Regions from separate parts of the Homo sapiens genome. Here region 1 is linked to region 2. The links are chromatin loops, found by intact Hi-C in ENCODE. Cell type or tissue: heart left ventricle. All regions are shown on one strand. Links, peaks and the distances in the headings refer to the core of each region. The heading gives the core; the rest is flanking DNA. Region 1 overlaps AKAP13 (A-kinase anchoring protein 13). Region 2 overlaps AKAP13 (A-kinase anchoring protein 13).

Region 1 (8,334 bases), core at 298-8,297, 200 kb after region 2:
CCGAAATCGCCTAATATTTAAAGGAAAATAATAAGAAGAAAAATAGCAAGAAGTGGAACTACCAGTTACTGAGTTTTCACTATATGCTAAGTGCTTTCCATATATTATTTAACCCTTTCAACAACCCTGTCAGGTAGGTGTTATCTCTCTTTTCTAAAAGTGATGTACCTTACCGAGGATACTCCTCTAATGTGAAGAAGTAGTTCAAACCAGATCTCTTTGGTTTCAAATCCCATACTCTTAAACCACAGTGCTTAAATCTGTAATATCAGTTTAAATGCAACAGAAGGATTTTATGCAAAGATCAAAGGATTGAAAATATTTATATTTGGCTTTAGAGGGAAGGATTATCCCACAGAAGATTACAAGAACTTTTAAGACTAATATGATTTCTTAGATCTATTTCTAATTAGGAGCATTTGGAATATATTCTCTTAGTGATTAAGAGATTAAATAAATGTTTAAACCGTGTGTGTGTGTGTGTGTGTGTGTGTGTCTGTGTGTGTGTGTGTGTAAGGCTCCACTGTATCACCCAGGCTGGAGCACAGTGGCGTGACCATAGCTCACTGCAGTCTTGAACTGCCAGGCTTAAGCAGTTTCCTGCCTCGCACCGTAGCCTCCCGAGTAGCCAGGGCTACAGTCATGTTGTGCCATCGTGCTGAGCTATGTTTAAATTTGTTTGTAAAGATGAAGTCTTGCTGTTGTGTCTAGGCCGGTCTAATGCCTTACCTCAAACACTCTTCTCGCTGCAGGCTTCCGAAGCCCTGGGTGTGATCCACCGTGCCCAGCCTAAAGTAACATTTTTTATCTAATTATTTTTCACATGCTCATTATGGAAATCTTCAAAATCTAAAAGTAAAAGAATGAAAATCTCCTGGAATAACCCCGCTTAGAGATAACTACACTTAATGTTTTGGTTTATATATTTCTAATCTTTTTTAAAAATGTATTTTCAAAAGAAAGGGAGAAAAGAAGTTCACTTTCTTATACTGATTCCCAGTGCTAAACCAAAACTGATTCCATTTCAAGTCCGTGGGGAAAAACTTTTCGCCTCTCACACCCTGTTCATCTACCCACAACACCCTCTAACAAAATAAAGACATAAGTAAATAAAAATTTGAAATCAGTTAAGGAACTCTTGCAAGGAATCACTGTGTGTGTGTGTGTGTGTGTATGTGTGTGTGTGCACGTGCATGCATGTGTGTGTGTGTGTGGTATATACATGTACATACAGATATATACACACGTAGATACATGCATATTTAGAAGTAAGGGAATAAACAAACATTGAATTCAAGAATATTGTCATAAAAGGGCATTGCCTCCTCCCTCACAAAACAAGGTGCACTAAGCTTCTCAAGCCCTCACTTCAGTGGGCTGATGGAAATATAGCCAAAGTATTTTACCATGTTTTGTAAGATCTCTTGGTTTAGCAAATACATTCAAAGAAATTTTTCCACCAAACGTGCCACAAGAATTGTGTTTTCATTTCTCCTGTGCAAGTACAGAATGGAGAGAAAGTAGGCAATCAGGGAGAGATGCAAAGAGTCTAGCAAATTATTTCTAGCATAATCACACATTTAACTTCAGACTCAGCCTTGTTTTATAATTCCAAAAAAAAAAAAAATGAAGGTCAAAGAATACTGCTTTACCAGTATTCTACGTATTTACATATTGGCAGCCAGGCTTAAAATAGAGCCTTACCTTTTTTACTTACCACTGCCGGCTTGGATACTAGTTGGTATCAACAAAAGAAAATCCCCTTGGACAGAGCAATATAAATTAGCCAAGTATTATTAAATGCTTTGTATAGTCTTAGCATTCCACTAGGTGTTAACAGGCACCTAAGAGAACTAAAGCTCATAGTCCTGACCTTGAAAAACTTTATGATCTAGTTTGGATGAATTCAAAATGTTTTCATTGTTTTTTATTTTGCTTTAAAACTACTGAATCTTGTCTTCAAACAAGCTTTTCGTGGAAGACCAATAAATAAGTGGAGATTCCCCCTTTCTAGCCATCTCCCCAATGTCATGGAGTTTTAGGACAGAGCAGTGAATGTACCACTCATCTCATGGATAAGGTAAAACATACACATGATAGGAAAAAAAACAACGTAAGATGGAATTTAGAAACTGGACCCTGACCTTTAAAAAAGTCTCAGCCCTCAGCCTAGCCTCCTTATTTTACAAACTGAGGCACAGAGATGTATGCTTCATGTCACACAACCTCACACAACCTCACACAACCTCCTGTTATCTGACTTCCAGGAAGTAGTACTCATCATTTTGTGTTTAAACAAAATGTTACTATACAGCGTAATTTTTTTCTTTTAACTTTTTTAATCTGAAAGGACTGGAGTTTGCTAGGAGGAGATGAGCAGAAAGGACAGGAGAAAACATATTTTGTGTTAGACCGAAATCTGTGATCACTGGTAGAAACTTTTAGTATCAGTTGACCTCTTGTCTCTGATCATCTCCTTTGTCAAAATGACAACACTTTTTTGCAATTGAGATTGGTTCCTCTTTCAGACTTGGCTTCAAGATTTGATCTCTTGGGGTCGTGCTGTCTTTAGCAGTGGAAACTCAAAAAATTACAAATTTGTAACCCTGAATTGTAGTCCATTTCCCATTACCAAGTGTTTAGAGTGCCCTAGTGGCAACTGTAAGTCACCTTTTATAGTGAGGTGTTACTAGCTCACTTTTAAATAAAATTGGAACAGCTTGGCTTTTGTCAATGTAGCAAAAGATGATTTTTTAAAAGGTGGGGGTGGGGCACAGTGGTACACACCTGTAATCTCAGTACTTTGAGGCTGAGATGAGAAGATCACTTGAGACCAGGAGTTCAAGGTCAGCCTGGGCAGTATAGTGAGACCTCATCTCTACAAAAAAATTGTAAAATTAGCTGGGCGTAGTGGCACACACCTGTAGTCCTAGCTACTCAGGAGGCTGAGGCAAGAGGATCACTTGAGCCGAGGAGTTCAAGGCTGCAGTACGCTGTGTGCACTCCAGCCTGGGCAATGGAGCAAGACCCTGTCTCTTAAAAAAAAAAAAAAAAAAGAGAGAGAGAGGAAAGAAATAGGGGAAATAGTAAAGCAGTATATTTTGTGTTAAATACCCTCACTCTGCTATGTATCTGCATAGCATTTTACCATGCAGAAGTACTGTATTTTCTAAATGGTAACATAAAAATTAATGAATATTAAATTTTCTTAACATAGTGATGCTAACTCTAATCTTGTTCTTAACTATTGAATAATGTTACTTCTCCATAATGTTAACAAATTGAAAGTGCTACTATGGATATTGACACTGATTTTTCTGTGAAAATGATAAATTTTCAGTTTTTAAAAATTATTTTTTAAATAGATGCTGTGAGAGACCGTCTGATCCAATTGTTTTATTAATCTACCATACAATAAAACTAGACCTACATCTTTTAAAGGAAAAATTTAAGCATCTACCGAATATAATATTAAAATGCCACCTGTAACTCTTAGAGAAGTGTCTAAGGATTATTTGAAAATGTCTGCTTTCCTTTTGCATGATATATATATCTTTATGAAAATAGGTTATAGTGATTAACCTAGATATATTCCATTCAGTTGTATAATTGTGATGATAAACAGTTCTTAAACATGTCCAAAGAAGCCAAAAGCCAGTAGGCAGTAAACTGTTCACATTCCTAGGAGGGTAACATATTTTGTCTGGATCACTGGGTTTTGTATATAAACTTAAGAAATTGAGTCCTTGATCCTATGTCCTTTTGAGAATTATCACCGACTGGCATAAGTGATTAGATTAGATAAATATATTGAATGTGTTTGTGGAAGATGAGAGGGGATGCTAAACAGGAAGTATAGCAGGAAGACTGGCAGTTTCTGCTTTTGTCTTAGTATCTTTGAGAGATAGTGCTGTTTCCTGCTAAGTAATTTTGCGTGTTACAGAGTATTTAAACACTCATATGCATGGTGTTCGAGTTCACAAAGGGAGTGTGGAATGACCCTCTTCAAACCATCCTATCACACTGGTTTTCTTTTTTCTAAACCACAGTTACTTTTGCACCAACCTAATACTAAGCTTTCCTCTTTGTAGACAAACAAGAGGTGGTTAGAAATGTTTTAGACAAATCTATTTGATTTGAAGTAGGTATTTTTGAGTGCACAGGTTAAATTCCTGCACAGCTGCAAGTATACTACATGACTTTGTAACAGGACATTCAGTTACAGCTCCTAGGTCCTGTGGTCTGTATAAAAAAGAGCTGTACCCATAGGCCTTTCAGAAGTGCCTCCTAGAGTAGTGTTTACAAAGACTTAATTTTAAATGTAATTCTCATTCCTTCTTTGATTAAAGATCTGTAACATGACAGTTGTTTGATCATATCATGTTTTCACAGTTGTCCAGAGTGTTCTTTTTATTGTAATTACATGTATAAAGGGGTATTTTTGGAAAAGTGAAGAATCACCTTTGATAGTGTCCTAGTGCAGTTGTTACCTGCATCTATCCCTGTTAAATACCGTTAGCCTGTTTCTCCAGCACACAGCTAAAGCATTTTGCCAGTTGTTAAACATGGAAAAGTCAAACTTCAGAAAATAACTAGTCACCACTTTACACCAGGCAACTTCACTGAAAAGTTTTCTTATGAAACTCACTGCATTTTACAAAATGAGGAGTCTATTTTAAAATAGGTAAGATGTGTTCCTTAACTTCCCGTGTAAAAACTTGGCCTCAAACCTTGCTAGAGTTCTTATATTGCTGCTTAAGCACTGTCCACACACACTGTTTTTGGGGGGAGTGAGGTCTCGTTTCATTTCCTGTATCCTTTGTAACAAGGGTTGTTGGCTTTAGCAGCAGCATTCAAACAGTTAAGACTGTCTTAAGGAAACAAGCAGCCTCAGCCCTCCCTCCTTCCCTTTCTCAGCCAGTCTCTGGCTTCCTCTTACGATTTCACTAATGGCAGCTCAAAGCTGCTGAGCTCTGCCCTGACGGCATGCGCCCCCGCTTCTGTGAGAGCACGCTTCCTGGCATGGGGGTCGAATCATGTCGATAAAATGGGCTCGGTTTCATGAAGTACCCCACATAACAGTGAGATTCATAGGACCAAAGCATGGGGAGGTAAGAGCCTGACTTCTTTAAAGCACTAAATTCTAGTAAACACAGAAAGAGCCAGTGGAGTTGGTTGTTTTGTTTTGTTTCCATCCTGGGAAGAACTAATTTGGATTGTTGCAAAGGGAAGCTATTTCTTATTTATTCAGGTTTGAAGAGCATTGCAAGGCTTGAGAGGATAAGCTGGTTGCCATAAAAAGATTTTTTAAACGATTGAAGTATAATTTAACTTTCCTGAGCAAAAAAATCAGATGCTTTTCCATTTAACATTTTATGCATGGAAAAACCTTTAGCAAAATTTAGTTAAAAGAAAGAAATTATTTGAAAAAACCCAAATTTAGTTGTTGATTATTACTAAAGTTTTATGTACTTTAGTGATTACCAATTTTCACTCAGAACAGCTTCCTGTTTTGTAAAGTGAAGGAGTTTTTCTCCCTTCCTCTCTCATTATTTTTTATAGTTCAAAAGTGTAGTAATTTGGCTCTTAGATGTTCATTATATGTATTTGATTAACAAAAGACTTCACATGAATCATAGATCTAGCAATTATTTACCATTTCATTACAGTGGTTGGGTTCTGAACAGAAAGTCAGAAGACCTGGGTTCCCATTTTGACTGTGCTGATCATCTGTTGTGTGACCTTTTGCAAGTCAACCAACCTCTCCAGTCCCTGGCAGCATAGTGCAGTGTATGAGAGCTGAGCTTTACAGTCAGCCAGATCTGAATCTTAATTTCAGCTTGAGCAGTTATTGGCGTGTGGCCTCAAATGCATTATTAAACATCTCTAAGCTTCAATCTCTTCAGATGTAAAATGGAGATAATACCTAGTATTATCATTGGGTTGTTGTGAGAAAATACATGTAAATTGCTTACTACAGTGCTTAGCACGTAGTAACTGTTCAGATTTTTAGCTGTTATTTATTATCTTTATCCTCTACGTTGTAAAATGGGAAGCATAATGCTCACCCTGCCCACTTCAGAGTTATTGAGTCAGACGAAATGATGTATGTAGAAGACATTGATTCAAAATGTTAAGGCATTTAGTAGTTGTCATGATCACTGACTTGGGACACCCATTTTCCTGGAATTTTTTTAGGACATAACAATGGTATTGACAATAGGTAAAACCTCTTACCTTGTGAATGGTAGGTCTTTGTAGTCCAGTTGGTTTGAAAGGAAATTATTTCATTGATACTGATAAGCCAGCCAAGTACTCTGCCAAACAGTGCTTCTAAAGGACCTTTTATGGAGAGCATGGTTATATCCCCATGGTCCTGGCCTCCTAAGGATGGTGTCCACCTGAAATGTCCCTGACTGCTTTAGATATTTCATTAAGGACCCACCACTCATCAGTAGTTCTTCAAGTTTTCAGTGTTTGAATTCCTTTCCGTTCCTCTTCATGACTGTGTAAGCTTTGACAACAGCCTCTCTTAGATTGAGGCTTGATGTCATATGAGTCCTCTGCTTTCAGTCTGTCTCTAGAACATTTCTGACATTCCTGCAGTATTCTTAAGGTGACATGGCCAACTTAATCTGGCACTTAGAGCTCCTGACTCTCAGCCCAGTGCCCCCACTGTTCACCCAGTCTCATGTCTCATTTGCTGGTGTCCCCTGTGCTTTGTACCTAGCCCGGTTTTGGCCTGCTCAGTAAGTAGAAGCACCTGGGCAGTGGCTGGGCACACAGGAAGCACAAGATGAGTATCAGTTTCTGTTGCCACTCTGACAAGTGAGGGAAGACCACAGGAAAGAAAGGAGCTTCACAAAAGAGGTCAGAGAGCACGGCGTAGGAAGCTTATCTTTCCAACCTAGGGACACTGCCTGCTTTTCCTGCCTTCCTGCACCCCTAGGTACTCAGGGTAGAGGAGTGAGCTACTAAGCCTTGGGACTTCCTTTCCCTGGAACCCCATTTTTTTAAAGGAAGTGACCCTGTTGGTATCTAGCTTGAGGAACAACAAAGGTGGTTTTTGAGAAAAATTATTAACAAGGCTCCTTCCTGTCATCCGTGCATTCTCCTATCCTCCCTGCCCTGCACCGTTGTCCTTTAGCCACTCCCCAATTTCTTCTATCTTCCCTGCTCACATCAAAACTTCCTTTCCCTTACTGCAAGCAATACCTTTCTGTGTTGGCTTAGGAGAATAATGAGCTAATGAAACTCATTTCCAGTAAATTATGAGTAATTAATAATATTGCTAAGCATTATTGTGTATTCACTGTGTGCCAGGCACTGTGCAAAATGCTTTAGAAATGTATTATCTCACCTAATTGTCATATGTTTTAAAAAACATATGAGATGGGTACTTTTGTGATTACTCCCATTTGACAAATGAGAAAACTAAGGCTCAGAGAAATAATTTACCTAGGGTCACGCTATTACTGAGTAGTAGTAGTGGTGGTGGTGGTGATGGTGGTGGTGGTGGTGGTGGCAGTAGTGGTAGTAGTGGTAGTAGTACCTGAATCTGAACCGAGGTCTGGTACCATCGTCCGTATTCTTAACCACTGTACGGTTTTCCAGCCTCCCCTTCTTATCAGTCTCCTCTTGCCGGTTTGAAAATTAGGGCAAAGTTAATATTTACAAACCTTAAAATTCTAATTAGCAGAAACTGAAAATGTATATGTGGGGCATATTTAATATTTCTAACTAGAGTAAAGGAGGAGACTTTATACATACTCCGTCACTTAGGGATATGCAATTGATGTGAGAAAGAGAGGAGCCTCGGTAATTTTTCATGCCACCCAGGCATCTTTTTTTCCCTCAGGCTGATCCCAGAATTGCTGCCACCCTTTTTTCTGCCCTCTGCCTAAAGCTGGCCCTAAACCCATGACTCTCTTCCTGTGTGGACTGTGCTGTAGCTTGCTGAGGAAGGGCTGTACTGAGGTGTCAGAAGCCTCCTTGCAGTGCTGGTCCTTGGGTATTGTGTCTGTTGGTAGAAGTAACCAATGAATAAGCCACTGCCAGAACTGTTCCGCCTGCCCAGTTTTCGTGTGAATTTTCTAATGTAGCTTGCGTGCCAACGCCTTAATTTAAAAAAACAAAACAAAACACTTTGCCCAGAACTTTGTTTCTCACTCCTTTCCAAAATAGTCACCAGCTGTTGTTAACCACATGCCATCTGGGTGCCCAGGTAAGGAGAAAGCCCTCCAGTGTTCAATTAACTGTGGATTATTTTCTTTTCTTCGGCAGGAAAAGGAAAAAGAAAAAGATAAGATTAAGGAGAAGGAGAAAGATTCTAAA
Region 2 (8,334 bases), core at 93-8,092:
TGCATCAGAACCCTGAGTTCTCAATGTTGTGGCAGGTTTAAGTGTCTAGAACACCTTTTAGCTGTTATTTCTATTACTTGCTTTTTTATTTTTGGGGTAAATGATATCTTCTCAGGGAGGCCTTCCCTCAGCACCATGTTTTAAAGGGCATCTCCCTCATTTGCTATTCCTTCTTCTGTTTTATTTTTCTCTATAGAATTTGTTACTGTGTGAAAACTATTTATTTTAATGTTTTATTTACCTGTGTTACCCCTAGAATAATATCTATGAAGGTAGGGATTTTTGTCTGTTCCTTCTGTGCCTACAGAGTCTTGAGGAGTATGGTGTCTGGCACATTGTAGGTGCACAATGACAGCTGAATTAACAATGTCAGGGAGAGTTTGTAGGATGGGGCTCGAGGTATAGGGCAAGTCAGTTTTTAGATTTGAGGTCATTAGCAGGAGATCCTCTTACGATGTGGGGGGAAAAACACACGTTTTAACGTCAGACTGGGTTTGAATCTGGTCTCTCCAACTTACCCTTTGACCTTGGTGTTAAATGATTTAACCTTTGAAAGATCAATTTTTTTCACTAGTGAAATAGGGGAAATAGTATCTTTTTAGTGGGGATTAAATGTAATATCAAATATAATGCTCTGTAAATGTTAGTTTTGTCTTTCCCGTTGTGTGCCAGCATTGTGGAAGTCTGAAAGCAACCTGAATTTACCAGTCTGTTTCTGGAGCCTTCTGGGGTCATTACTTTGATTACTTTTGACAGATACATTCTTTTCAGCAGCCTGTGTTGCCAGCATAACAATGACCTGTCCCTTTGACCAGTGTGAGGGACAGACACTTTGTCATCCCTCTTTTAATCCTTGTATCAGAACAACTCTTACGAGTTCTGGTTTTGAAACATGTTTAGAGGAGTTTATAATTCCGAACAGTTCAGATGACATCAGCCCTTTCTTAGAGCCCTCTAAGTTTGCTCAGCTTCCTCATTCCAGTGTGGCGGGAACCATTCAGTTAAATTGATGTTTGTGGTCTTTACACATAGTCATCCGAAGTTTCTTGCAAATCACGAAACATCAGAGGGCTGCTAAGTCACTAGTTTGTCTCTGTAGATTTCTCTAATCCAGGCTTGTCCAAACCGTGGCCTGCAGGCTGCATGCAGCCTGTGAAGGCTTTGAATGTGGCCCAACACAAATTCGTAAACTGTCTTAAAACATTGGCTGGGCATGGTGGCTTACGCCTGTAATCCCAGCACTTTGGGAGGCCGAGGCGGGTGGATCATGAGGTCAGGAGATCGAGACCATCCTGGCTAACAAGGTGAAACCCCGTCTCTACTAAATATACAAAAAATTAGCCGGTTGCGGTGGCGGGCGCCTGTAGTCCCAGCTACTGGGGAGGCTGAGGCAGGATAATGGCGTGAACCCGGGAAGCGGAGCTTGCAGTGAGCCGAGATTGCGCCACTGCAGTCCGCAGTCCGGCCTGGGCGACAGAGCGAGACTCCGTCTCAAAAAAAAAAAAAAAAAAACACCAAAAAATCAGCTGGGTGTTGTGGCGGGTGCCTGTAATCTCAGCTACTCGAGAGGCTGAGGCAGGAGAATTGCTTGAACCCAGAAGGCAGAGGTTGCAGTGAGCCAAGATTGTGCCACTGCGCTCTAGCCTGGGCGACAGAGCGAGACTCCATCTCAAAAACAAACAAACAAAAAAATTATGAAATTTTCTTTTTTTGCAATTTTTTTTAAAGCTTATCAGCTATTATTAGTGTTAGTATATTTTATGTGTGGCGCAACACAATTCTTCTTCTTCCAGCGTGGCCCAGGGAAGCTACAAGATTGGACGACACTCTTTTAATTTTTGTGGCTTAACAAGGTGTTAATTCCTGTATAAATTTCACTGATATTTCTTCTGCTTGATGCAGGAACACTTGACAAGTTAGTTAAGGTAGATTGGTCCATAAATTTATAGGTTCTTTCATTCCCATGTCCTAGGCAAGTCTGAGCAGGCCCTGGAAAGCTGATTAAAAGGCCAGTGAGCACAGTGAGCTTAATTGTAAATTAAATGGATATTTAATACATTAAGAAGGCACTCAAGCCTTTCAATCTTTCATTTTCATCCATGCTTGCTGTTTGAATCTGATGGGCTTGAAATTGACTTTGTTCTTCTAAAAATGTTGGTTGGTTATTGCTGCCTTTCTCAAGCTTGGTTTTCAGTGTGGATTTCTGCAGATAATTTTTGCACCTAAAAGTACAAAGTCATTAAGTGAAGATAGTCAGGAAGGAAAGAGTGCCCTGAGCCAGGAGGTCTGTTATAGCGCATGGGGTGGACCAGAGAATGAATGGGCATGGGCATGGAGGTGGTTCAGTCAGTGTGGGAAAGCCACTTGCTTGTCAGTTTTCTACTGCGTTGTCCAGCAGAACACGTTGAAGCTTGGGGCCTGCAACTGGTGTGGAGATGATTGCATTTAGGAGGCTGATGTAGATTTTTTTCCCTCTAAGTGTGTGTTAACTGCCTTTTGGTGAAGTCTTGATCCGAGACATACACAACTTGATCTGTGAGGATTGTAATATCGAGATGGTTCTGTTATTTGAGTTAGGCATGGCTAGGCTACCAAGGCATTGCTTTTCAGTCCCAACAGTTGGTCATTTCAATTTCAGTGAGGCTTTTGTGATTTGTTAGAATACAAAGTTTGTTATTTTGTCTGTGTTTTTGCATGTATGAATGACACTTTATACTGTTATTTTGCTGGTTAGTATGTGCCTTCATTTACCTATTGTGAGTAAGAAACTTCCTCAGATCAAATTATAGTAAAGTCACTTGGTTCTGTTTCTCTGACTCTTAAGAGATTGAGATCACTTTATACTCAAACTCAGGGTGTTTGGTAAAGGACCTACCCTTCTGAGCATTTATAGCCTAGATGAAGTCCTGGTCCAATCACCAAGTTAAACTTTTAAGAACATGCTATTCTTAATGTTCAGGAATTCAACCCTGGAAGCCTTCTCTAAATCTTAATGAGATTTTTATGAGAATTCATTTAGTGAACATAACAATCAGGGAATCCAGCTATTAACTTTGAGGAGGGTCATGCCTTTTAGTGGTTAGAGAGGCAAGCTGTAGCCTCCCTTCTCAGAGAAGGGGAATTGAGGAAGAGAGTTCTAGTGGTCCCTTGCAATCCTCCCCTCACTTTCCAGGCTCCCTAGTAAGACTGCAAGAAGTCCCTGAGTAAACAGCATTTTGTGAGTTTGAGGGACTACGTAAAAATGTAAGTGAACATACAATGGTTTTGCTTTGATAACTGTTTTAAATATCCTGTTGGTTGTTGAAACTTCTGTGACAGTGAAGCCTTTTGTCTTTATTTTTCAATCGGAAGATCTTTCTTCCCCACTTGAAAAGATTGAGTCTGGGATCAATTCCTGACCCCGCTTCCTTCCTAAATCTCTTAGTGTATAGCATACAGCTGGGCATATGGTAATCTCGGGCACGGGATTGTACTCACAGAGCTATGCTTGACACCTAGGACTTTAGGTGGCTTATATATTTTCGGTGACAACTTTTAATTTTATTCTCATTTATTCCATTTCTGTTTCAGTGTCCTGGGTCATGAAACTTAATCCACAGCAAGCTCCCTTATATGTGAGTAAATCATGAGATTTCTTATTATTTTGTGTTTATCTGTTCTGCTTACTTGTTATAATAAGCCACACTCTCACATGATAGATCCTCAAGGAAAATTTTAACCATATGTCCATGAATATATTGGTGTAAGACACTTCAGAAATTGAGTTTGATTTAGTAAATACTAAATGGCTAATCTGTGCATGGAAATGAAAACAAATAATACCTGTAAGACTTGAGAGTTAATTTAGTCAGGGTAATAGTATGCATGTATGAAACAAATTGTCCTGCCAAACAGTACTGTAGCTTCTTATTTTTTACCTGCAGTGCATTCCTGTAAAAGTAGTGTGGAGATCCTCCTACTGCCACTGTGATTTACCTTATGTTGCCACTAGGTGGCACTATGTCATTGGCAAGAGTACTGTTTTCTTTAGGACTCATCTCCCTAAAGTGAGGGACTTCCCTCATTCAGTGGGTTGTCATTTCACTTTCTTGATGCTATCCTTTCAAGCACAAAAATTTTCAGTTTTGATAATGTTTTGTTGTTGCTTTTTTTTTTGGCATCATATCTAAGAAGAATTCTTTGCATAACCTAAAGTCACAGAGATTTATTCCTATGTTTTCATCTAGGAATTGTATAGGTTTAGTTAGCTCTTACATTTAGGTATGTAATGTGAGAGTTCATTTTTGTGTATTTTGTAAGGGAAGAGTCCAACTTTTTTCTTTTGCATGTGGATCTCCAGTTGTTCCAGCACCATTTGTTGAAAAGACTGTTCTTTCTCCCATTGAATTGTCTTGGGCATCCTTGTTGAAATTGATCAGAAGTGTGAGGAATTTTTTCTGGACTCTGAAGTCGATTCCTTTCATTTAGGTTGTTTTTGATTTCTTTCAACAGTGTTTGGTAGTTTTCACTGTATAAACTTGGTACTTCCTTGAAATTTGTTGCTTATGGTTTTATTCATTTTGATGGTATTGTTAATTTTGTTATCTTAATTGTTCAGTTCTTTTTTTTTTTTTTTTTTGGATGGAGTCTGGCTCTGTTGCCCAGGCTGGAGTGCAGTGGCGCGATCTTGGCTCACTGCGAGCTCCGCCTCCCAGGTTCACGCCAGTCTCCTGCCTCAGCCTCCCAAGTAGCTGGGACTATAGGTGCCTGCCACCACTCCTGGCTAATTTTTTGTATTTTTAGTAGAGACAGGGTTTTACCATGTTTGCCAGGGTGGTCTCGAACTCCTCACCTCGTGATCCACCCAGCTCCCAAAGTGCTGGGATTACAGGCGTGAGCCACAGCACCTGGCCAATTGTTCAGTTTTTGATTGTTCATTGCTTATATATAGAAATACTGTTGATTTTTGTGTACTGATCCCTGAAACTATAGCCTTGTGTCAGAGATGAGTTACAAACTATAATCTAACTTGTTTGGCCACAGTTTTTAAGTGGATGCCTTAGGATTTTCTCTGTACAGGATCAAGTGATCAGAGATCGTTTTCTTCCTTTCCAATCTGGATGCGTTTTATTTCTTTTTCTTGCCTAATTGCCCTGAGAAGCATGTCTGGTACAACATTGAATAGAAGTGGTGAGCGCAAACATCCTTGTCTTTTCCTGATCTTAAAGAGAAAGCATCCAAGCTTTCACCAGTAAGTATGATGTTGTTAGGTGTGGGTTTTTCACAGGAATCTTTTGTTAAATGAGGACATTCCCTTCTATTCCTAGTTTGACTATTTTTATGATGAAAACATGTTGGATTTTGTCAGGTGATCTTTCTGTGTTGAGATGGCCATGTAGGTTTTTTTCCTTTCATTAATGTGATATATTACATTGACTCAATTAAATAGTTTTTATTTATTTATGGAGATGGGGCCTTGCTCTGTCACCCAGGCTGGAGTGCAGTGACATGATCATAGCTCACAGCATCGTGGAACTCCTGGGATCAAGGGATCATCCCACCTCAACCTCCTGAGTAGCTAGGACTACAGATGTGCGCCACCATGCCTGGCTATTTATTTATGTATTTATTGAGACAAGGTCTTGCTCTGTCACCCAGCCTGGAGTGCAGTGACATGATCATAGCTCACAGCATCGTGGAACTCCTGGGATCAAGGGATCATCCCACCTCAGCCTCCTGAGTAGCTAGGACTACAGGTGTGCGCCATCATGCCTGGCTATTTATTTATGTATTTATTGAGACAAGGTCTTGCTCTGTCACCCAGGCTGGAGTGCAGTGGCGCGACCATGACTCACTGTAGCTGCGATCTCCCAGGCTCAAATGCTCTTCCCACCTCAGCCTCCTGAGTAGCTGGAACCACAGGCATGTGCACCCATGCCCAGCTATTTGTATTTATTTTTTGTAGAGACGAGATCTGACTATGCTGCCCAGGTTGGGCTCAAGTGATCCTTCCACCTCGGCCTCCCAAAGTGCTGGGATTACAGTATGAGCCATCCTGCCTGGCCTGTTTTAATTTTTAGAGATAAGGTCTTGCTGTGTTGCCAGGCTACCTTGGTTGAATTTTTAATGTTAAGGCAACCTGGCATTTCTGAGGTAAGTATCATTTGATAATGCTGCACAATCTTTTTTATATGTTGTTGGATTTGTTTTGAAAGTATTTTGAGGACTCTTGTGTCTATACATAGAGATATGTTCTATAGCTTTCTTGTGATGTCTTTGTCTGGTTTTGAGTATTAAAGGTTTTTGGTTAGGGAACAGTTGTAAATAAGTAGTTGTGTTATACAGAAGGATGGCTTCCCCAAATTTATTCACTTCTTAATCCCTAGAACCTGTGAATATTTACCTTACATGGCAAAAAGAACTTTTCATACTTGATTAAGTTGAGGATCTTAAGATGGGAGCTTATTCTGAAATATCTGAGCTTCCCGTTGTAATTACAGGAGTTCTCATGAGTGAGAGGGAGTATCAGGAGAGTCAGTGGTCAGAGATTTGAAGATGCTACACTGCTGGCTTAGAACATGGAGGAAGGAGCCCATGAGCTACGGAATGCAGCTCTAGAAGCTGGAAATAGCAAAAGAACACTTTCTCCACATAGAGACTCTAGAAGGAACACAGCCCTGCTGGCACCTTGATTTTTAAACAAGTGAAAGTCATTTTGGACTTCTGACTTCCAGAAATGATATATGATAATAAATTTATGTTGTCTTAAGCCACTGAGTTTGTGATAATTTTTTGTAACAGCAGTAGAAAACTAATAGAGTAGTAGTTTGAGAAAATTAGTGATAAAGGATACTTGGGAAGGAAAGGATAAATGCAGTTAGGTCAGTTAGAAACTCTCTGATCTTGCCATCATGGAGCCTGAGAACTTTAGAGTTAGTAAATACTTTAGCTAATATATGCTTCAACCTCTCCCTTTTAGACATGAGGAAACGAGGTCTGAAGATGTTGTGATAAGATGGCACAGCTAATTGGTGGTAAATTGTGAATTGAACCTTTGTTTTCTGGACTTAAGTCATAGAAACCACTGTAAACCTTGTTAAGCTTTAAAAAGTTTCATTCTGTTAGGGAAGCACAGCTCAGTTCTGAGTAACATAGTTAATACACTAAGTGCTTTGTATATGTTTGTGTTTAATTGACTTGAGCAGGCTCTACTGAAGAATACTTCTTTAAACTTCAGGATTCAAGTATGTCCATCAACAGTAATACTTAATGGGGCAATATGTTATCTCCTTTTTAAAAGGAGAGTAACAGTGTATTGGATTCTCAGTGAACTGAGTCAAGTTGCAGGGATTTATGCTGTTTTGGTGAGGAAAAGTAGCTGTTTTATGATGGCTCATTGAGCAGGGTGGTGGGGGAAGTTCTCTGCACCTGGACAAAGAAATAAGCAAGAGAACAAAGACTGTGAAGATTTTCATTTAGATCATATTTGGGATCTGCCAGGGGTGAGTATCATCATTAGAAGGGAGAATATTGCTGCTAAATAAGGAAAAACACTGTACCCGGAGAAGAACTTTTATCTGTCAGTTAAGACAAATAGGCTGGACTCCAAATAAATATTTTAATCAGACTTTGAATAAAGATGTGTCCAGAATACGTTGCAATAGTTAAAAATGTAAGGAAGGTTCCAAAGTGTACAGGTGGCAGTACTGTTGGATGTTTCAATTAAGCTCTTTTAATGAATTATTTTCAATGAAATGTTCACCATAAAATGTGCAGGACCCTGGCCTGAAACTTTGGAGACCAGTAGCTCAATATGGCTATGCCTTGGTTTTCCTGTCTGTTAGCTCTGATTGCATGAGTACAACCTTTATGTTAGGCAAGCTAGTTACATCACTAAGTCGGGTTTTTCTCACAGTCGCCACAAAAGTAATGATTATTGCCAGATGAATTCATAAGAATTGCATTTTCAGTTCCATTTAGTGGTAGTGCTAAAAACTCTGAGTAGCTTAGTAGTATCCTTCTTGGTATGAGGGCCTGGATTGTTTAGAGAGAGGAAAGATGGAGAGGCAGTGGCAGATGCAAGAAATATTTCAAAAGAAACAGCAGGGCCAAATGCTTTATTAGACTATAGGGAGTGAAAGAGAACCATGAATGACAGTTGATTGAGAACTTGAGTGTGAGTGACAGCTGATGCCATCATTGGGTATAGAGAAGAAGGAGATGATGATCTTGTTCTTTACACATGTTAAATAAAGTCACATGGGTATCCTGTTCATAGGTGGAGGTGTGTGCTTGAAACTACAGAGCAAGGAAGTTGGTTTTGAAGTGAAATCGTTTGAGTCTTCTCTAAGAAAT

Evidence for each region. Hi-C counts contacts between places; a loop is a spot of excess contacts. Peaks named below come from ENCODE experiments on the same cell type or tissue, not always from the same donor. Only the 100,000 strongest peaks of a DNase experiment are listed, where the experiment ranks them.
Region 1: a loop joins it to region 2, with 2.8 times the contacts of the local background. A loop is called at or near these places in 25 of 110 quality-filtered maps.

What each region holds. Positions count from the first base shown.
Region 1 is chr15:85,684,994-85,693,327 of GRCh38, forward strand. AKAP13 (A-kinase anchoring protein 13) reads left to right here. Exons shown (of 37, transcript NM_007200.5): 17 at 8,284-8,334. Among named protein-coding and RNA genes, the nearest start is that of LINC02883, 70 kb to the right of the region's middle. RefSeq lists enhancers at 2,604-2,913, 6,507-6,556, 6,707-6,796, 7,737-7,786, 8,227-8,276. In heart left ventricle, for the core only: no CTCF peak of the experiment used is centred there; a DNase peak (open chromatin) is centred at 4,977; H3K4me3 peaks cover 1,307 bases; H3K27ac peaks cover 2,949 bases.
Region 2 is chr15:85,482,140-85,490,473 of GRCh38, forward strand. It overlaps AKAP13 (A-kinase anchoring protein 13), which reads left to right. Exons shown (of 37, transcript NM_007200.5): 2 at 3,571-3,614. The coding sequence starts at 3,582. Among named protein-coding and RNA genes, the nearest start is that of AKAP13, 110 kb to the left of the region's middle. In heart left ventricle, for the core only: a CTCF peak has its summit at 3,997 (motif pointing right); no DNase peak of the experiment used is centred there; H3K27ac peaks cover 496 bases.